Regions from separate parts of the Homo sapiens genome. Here region 2 is linked to region 1. The links are chromatin contacts, found by Hi-C or POLR2A ChIA-PET in ENCODE. All regions are on one chromosome and are shown on one strand. Each heading gives the region's core, a stretch centred on a gene start or an enhancer-like site at or near the end of the contact. The rest is flanking DNA. Distances are from core to core; before and after follow the strand shown.

Region 1 (2,971 bases), core at 173-2,672:
TAGGAGTTTCTTGAATTGCTCAACTATAAACCACTGAAATAGTCTGTGTTTCTTTATCTTCAGAGTAGGTTGGATCTGGTCCTCATTCAGAGAACAAATGAAATACTTTCCTCTGGAACATACCCAATAGCAAGTCTCACTTTTGGTTCAGTCTACACACTGCAAAGAAAGGTTTGAGCAATTCCTTAAAGGAATGTTTGTCTTAAGTCACCCAGATAGGTTATTTATGTTGCCTGCACTGATAACCAAAGACTGTGCAATTCTCTATATCTTTTACGTCTTGGAGACCTATTCTTGTTGTTTGCATAAGATGTAAAAAATATAATTCTGTGTCCTAGTCACATCAAAAAGCTACTTATTTTCAGTGACAGAATTGTTGAAAAAAGGCCACCCTTATAGTCATATCATTGTTTGGAGCAGCAGAGCTTTTATTATCTTTTTGGGACAATAATTCAGCCTTAGGAAAGCACTAGGTTCTTAGCAGGAATCATATGGTTCATTACCTGTAAGGTCCATACAATTTTTCAACATACATTGATTCAAATTTTCTTTCCTGGGTCAAAGACACAACTGTCCTAATATTTTCTATTGCCTCTGTTGCAATCTGTAACACAGAATAGACCTTCATTAGAAGTGGTGTTTTCACTTCTGAAATAATGAAAAATAAGCCCTAGGGCTCTGTCAAAAGTATCCTGAAGGTTACGTTGATAGGCTTTAATTTCCTTTAAATTAAAAACCAAAGGCATAATCTGTTCAAGACTAGCTTTATGACAAAACTGGTACTTCTGGCTGTGCTAAGTATGGTAGGCAAGTCTTTGTATGCTCAGGAAGGCTGATCAGCTAAGGGCAAGAACTGTGGCCTGGGAACCAAGGGCCTGGTTCTATTCCCAGCCTGCCACCAGGCAGTTACATGACTGGCCTTAGTCACAACCCCTTTGTGGCCTGGCTTTCTTCACAAGGCAGAGTCCTAAAAGAAAGGATTAGGCTGTGATTTCTAAGGGCCTATTGGAGCTGCCAATTATTTCCTCCCTGAGTATAACTTCTTATAAAAGCTGTCCACCCACAATGGGAAGGAGATCCCAATTGTCAACAACATGAGCATGCTTTAAATCCGTGATTAAATCAGAGTCAGACATCTGACTAATCTGGGTCAATCAGATTTGGTTTCCTGGCCCTGGACACAAGTTTGAACCGTGAGGCCCTGGGGCTTCAGAGGCTGATGTCACATTGGGTATGTGTAAGAAGCTGGTCTGAATATACAGCATCCGAGGAATGGAATAGATGTATAGGAAGACTCAGATATTAGAGCCTGTGGCTGTAAGAGCCAGTTACACACAAACTGCCTGTATTTCTTGCACTTTGGAGTGTCCTTATATCAAATCGCTTTTACCCAAACCAGCCAGAGCAGTTCTCTGATTCTTACAGCCAAACCACCCTTGACAAATGTTGATTGTCTGTGACTTAGCTATTTAGTCTAAATCTTAGTTCTGTAGTTGAGTCATCTAAACCAACAGCACATGGAGCATAAGATCTTAATTTTAGGTTTTTAACAGCTTTAAGACTTTTTTTTTTACCTCAGTTCTTAGCTTCTGCAATGAGCTGAAAGGAAGATATGTGATGCTTGAGACTGAATAACCATAGATTTTTCATTTGTAATAAAGATATAACAGATAGCAATTACAAGAATAGAGAAAAATTACTGAGCTTTTACTATGTCCAAGTATTACCTCATTCACCAATATGATCTCATTTAGCCTCACAACCTTGAAAGGGAAATAGTATTCCTATTTACACAGATGAGAGAACCGAGGCACAGAGAAGTTAACTGAATTGCCTTAAGTTCTAAAGTTAATAAGTAGCAAAGCAAGAATTCCAACTGAGACTATCTGATGTGGAGTCCATGTTCCTAAGCCATAATGCTATTCTGCTACCCCTGCTGTGTAATTTACACAAGGAGAAACCAGTAATGACTTGACACTCCTCTTGACATTCTAGTCATGGATCAACTCCCTTACGGGTTAGCTGTGGCACAGAGGGCCCTTAATCTCAGTGACCAGACAAGCCCTGGGTCAAGATGGTTATGAGGCAGTCTTCCCTCCCCACTCCCTGCCCAGTAACCAACACCCTCACTACCAAGCCCTTTTTGGAAAATTGGGATGGGAATACCTCAAACCCTGTTGTACTTTAATGATGATGAAACTGTACCCAGGTAAATGAGAGTGTTTCTTTTTAAATAGTGATTTGGGGTTTTTCTAGAACCTTCTTTCCGACTCTTAAGCAAGTGCTGACTGAGTAAACAATATTAAACTATGATTGAACTGCTGATATTAACATTTAAAACATTTTTAATCTTTCATATTTAAAATCTTTCATATTTCATATTTAATCTTTCATATTTCATAACCCTATTAGGTTAAAGTAGCTACTAAAAAAATTTAAACTGGCCAGTCTGAGTTATTCAATCTCTGATGCTTAGAATAACAGGGTTTTAGCTGGAAGGAACTTGGGGCAGTATCTGGTACAATTTCTCATTTTACTAAGGTAGGACATGAGGACTAGAGAAGTTGGGGATCTTCTCCAGCCTCACACACTGTGAATAGCAAGACCAAAGCTAATAACCCAAGATTTTGTTTTGTTTCAATACTGCTCAATTCTACCTGCTCTACTCTGACAAAATTCTAACAATTAATGGAGCTAAGACTATTAACTAGATTCAAGATGTTTTCTATCATGTAACTTGTCTAAGAAAAGTTTATTTTCATTCCATCCAACTGACCATTCTCCCATATGAAATGTGGAAAGAAGCAGGATTGAGGGGCAGGGGAGGAAACAGAGCTACACAGTGTTTCTTCAGCAGTTAGTTGAGACACTCAGAAGTCAAGGAAATGATGCCCTAAAGTACCCACAGCCAGCAGCCAAGAGAATCTTCAAGAACTCTAGACACCCAGGGGTTCCCAAGTCCTGGGAACCA
Region 2 (3,317 bases), core at 213-2,712, 61 kb after region 1:
AGACTTCTTCATGAAAATGCCATCTATTAATAGACTCACAGTCAATCCCTGCCTAAACAGCCAGCTGATGAAAACCATATTTTTCTATTGCGTGTGTAAGTACTTCCATTGGAAGTAACACCATCTATCACTTTTTCAATTCTACATGGCAAAACTAAATTTTCTATGAAAAAATACAATGGTGCTTAGAAGAAATACAGCAAGGTTACTGCACAACCACATTAACAGGCTAAAATAATGCTTCAGTTTAAGCATCAGGTAGGCATGTTTTCAGTTAGCTAATCAAGCCCCTAGCAGCTTGAGGACAAACTACAGAGACTGATAAATTTGTCCCTCTGGGTGATCACTTGACACAGGTCAATTTTTTCTGGGTAGCCTGGTATGAACTCAGAGACCGTAATAGCCTCATAAACTATTTCAGGCTAAAGGCGAAAATGATTCACTATTCCCACAGTGAAAGAGGAAACAAAGACACACGCCATTGACTGGGAACTTCTGCCCCGCTCATAAAGCCTGTGAAGTGAGTTTAACAAGGGCCAGGGGAACCGAGAAAGACATGAAGGCAAAGGAAGCGCTGCTTCCCCCTACCACTTGAACAAAACTGATTCGGATGTACAGAAGTTCCCCCTCCCCACCTATCCTCCCAGAAAGGAGAAATACAAATAAGCCTGGCGATGAGAGGAGGGGGAGGGGTAAGACAAGGAGGAAGAGACATAACAGGGGATGGGCAGGAGGGGAGGGAGTTTTTGCTTCACTGCCCTTGTTCAAAAAGCACAGCCATCAACAGCAGATGTCTGACACCCTTTAAGTCTGAACAATCAGATGATGTATATGAAAGTCATTTGTAAAAGTTTCAAGAGTTACGTAATACAATGAATGTTATACAATGCAGATATTCATTGAATCCCCCCTGCACAAAGGGAAGGGAGCACTTTTCAAGACAGCCTTTTCTTCCTGAATCTGTTCCAAAAGGAGCCTCAGTGACATTCTTTGAGGCCACACAACACGTTTGCTCCAAGGTCAGAACCGGATGCAAGACCCTTCAAAGAAGCCTCCAAAACAAAGGTCTTCAAAGGCATCAACCGATTTTTACAACTTCTTTCCAAGGGTGAACTTAGTCCTGCTGATTGGCGTGTAACGGAAAAGCCAGTGGCTGCTGGGGATGTACCTGCTGATGCCCAGTTCAAAGTCGCCCTCCGCGCTCGTGGGGCGCCAGGCTGTTCCGTTCTTTGCCGCCTCAAGATCCATCTCAGCCTGAGGAGAAACCACAGCCTCAGAACCAAGTACACCCTCTCCGGCGGCCCGGCGCACGAGTCGCGGGGCCCGGGGGCACTGGGTGGAGGTCCGGCCACTCCCGCCCCGCGCCCCACGTCCCGGGTCTCCCTTCGAGGCCAGACGCGCCCGGACCTCTCTCACCTCGAACCTCGCGCGTGTCTGGCAGGGCCTCTGGACGCGCGGGCGCTGCAGCAGAGGGGCCTGGACTTTGCTCGCCGCGGCCTCGCCCCCGCCCCCGCCCCCGCCCCCCACGCGCGTCCGGCCCGGGAAACGCCTACCGTTGCAGCCAGGGCGAGGGCCGCGGCCCGCGAGAGCAGCTCCCGCCGCCCGCCCAGCTCTCTCCCCAGGCTAGGCGCGGGCCAGGGGCGCAGCCTGCCGCTCTTGCCGCCGGGGCGCCCGGCTGGGGCCGCCGCCCACCCTGGCGACCCGCCAGAACCAGCCCGGTCGCAGGATAAGACCGAGATCAGGCTGGAGCCTCGGGTGCCGAGAAAGCCTCGCCTGATGGGCCACCCAAGCCCCTGCAGATGACTGTCACACCCCATGGGCGCTCAGTTTTGTTTTTAAACCCATAGGGGAGACAGTTTCCGGACGCCCAACAATCACAGGGCGGCCCAGGACCGAGAGAGAGCAATAGACTCGCCTCTTGCTTCCGCATCCCCAGTTCTGGTCCAGGTGGCACTGAACCCAATTATCTCCAAGGACGGCGAGAGTCAGCCAGGGCCGGCAGGAACCATCACATTATGCTCCTTGGGGAGGAGGAACGCTGTTGGTGCCCTCTTAGCACTTAAGAGACACAGAGTTTTAGGGCTAGAGGGGTCTTCAGCGATCATCTAATTAAAACCCCGTATGTTTAACATATGAAGAAACGGATGCCCAGAGAGGTGAAGTCCTGCCTGAGGCTGCATCGGTGGAACCAGAGTCTAGGGGAAGCCTCCTGAGTCCCAGTCCAGTGCCCTGGCTCACTGCTCTCATCTAAGACTTCTGTCTGTATTGAATTGTCTCTGCTCCTACCACCTATTTGAGTATGACTTTCTTCTTTCTGATTAATTCCTCCACACTCTTCCCAAAAGGAAGTGTCTAAAACGGGGAGCCATAAGTTTCATGGCTTTGAAACCGGAGACTTTCAAACTCAGAGCTTCACATCTTATTAACTATGTGACTTTGGACACTGTGCTCATTTCTCTAGGCCTGTTTCCTTATATGTAAAATGAGGATAAAAACATCTCCCTTATCAGGTTATTGCGAGGAATAAATGAGTTGAGGATAAGGGAATTAAGTACTAGGTAAAAGCACCTAGTACTATGCCTAAAACATAGTAGGTGAGCAACAAATACAACTTTCCTTCCTTCTGATCAGGTAGCAGGATGACCAGTGGGTCCTTGCACCTGCTATGTCCTGTTAACACAATTGTTAGCCCAAGGCTTGTCTGAGTTCTCAGAGAACCTTAAAGCAGAGCATGGTATAAGTAGAGATGCTGGGTGGACCCTGGTGTGAATCTCACCTTTCCCATGTACCAGCTGTCTGGCCAGGTTATGTAATTCTTGACTCAGTCATTGGATCTATAAAATAAGGGTGTTATTAGGATTAGGGATACTGTGTGTAAAGTGTCCTGCACGTAGGAGACACCTAATAAATGGTGACTATTATTATAGTAAAAGTTCAGGCGAGGCCAAGGAAGAAAGACTGGAACAGGAGCCAGCAGCTTCGGCACTCACCCCTTACTTGTGCTGTGCCTCTGCATCCTGCTCTGCCTGCCACCTGGAGCTAAGGTGGAACTTGACTTGAAACTGCATGCTGGAGTAGAAATGAATTTAGTTGAGTATTTTTCCTCAAAATGTTTTCTCTCCATATCAGTCTACCATGACCATGAGGATTCTCTTCTTAAATCAACCCAAATTCCTTCCCTTCACTGGTCTAACAGGCGGTCAGATCATTATTTCAAGATACTCTGAGACGGAAGCAGTTGGAATTGTGTAGTTTGAAAGAAGGCTTGTGGTGACTGGAGGACATTATTAAACTCATTAGCACATAAGGAGATGACA

The links. A loop is a pair of places that touch in the nucleus more often than their neighbours do. ChIA-PET counts read pairs that join two places held with the same protein, here RNA polymerase II (POLR2A). Pooled maps may share reads with other maps.
Region 2: a loop to region 1 is called in a map of GM12878, with 2.8 times the contacts of the local background. The contact joins the promoter of ABCB4 here to the enhancer-like site in region 1. A Hi-C loop is called at or near these places in 3 of 168 maps with a recorded cell type or tissue (GM12878, breast epithelium and endothelial cell of hepatic sinusoid), 11 of 37 single-sample maps with no recorded cell type and 5 of 50 pooled maps. POLR2A ChIA-PET finds 5 or more read pairs at or near these places in 2 of 52 experiments (HepG2 and WTC11).

What each region holds. Positions count from the first base shown.
Region 1 is chr7:87,413,114-87,416,084 of GRCh38, forward strand. It overlaps ABCB4 (ATP binding cassette subfamily B member 4), which reads right to left. Exons shown (of 28, transcript NM_000443.4): 22 at 504-604. Among named protein-coding and RNA genes, the nearest start is that of ABCB4, 61 kb to the right of the region's middle. Within about 2 kb of position 1,423, at least 6 of the 41 ENCODE cell types and tissues checked have a DNase peak (open chromatin) inside an H3K27ac peak, as active enhancers do.
Region 2 is chr7:87,474,218-87,477,534 of GRCh38, forward strand. ABCB4 (ATP binding cassette subfamily B member 4) reads right to left here and starts at 1,463. Exons shown (of 28, transcript NM_000443.4): 1 at 1,417-1,463; 2 at 1,169-1,254. The coding sequence starts at 1,248. RefSeq lists an enhancer at 650-719 and silencers at 1,190-1,329, 1,340-1,539, 1,590-1,839.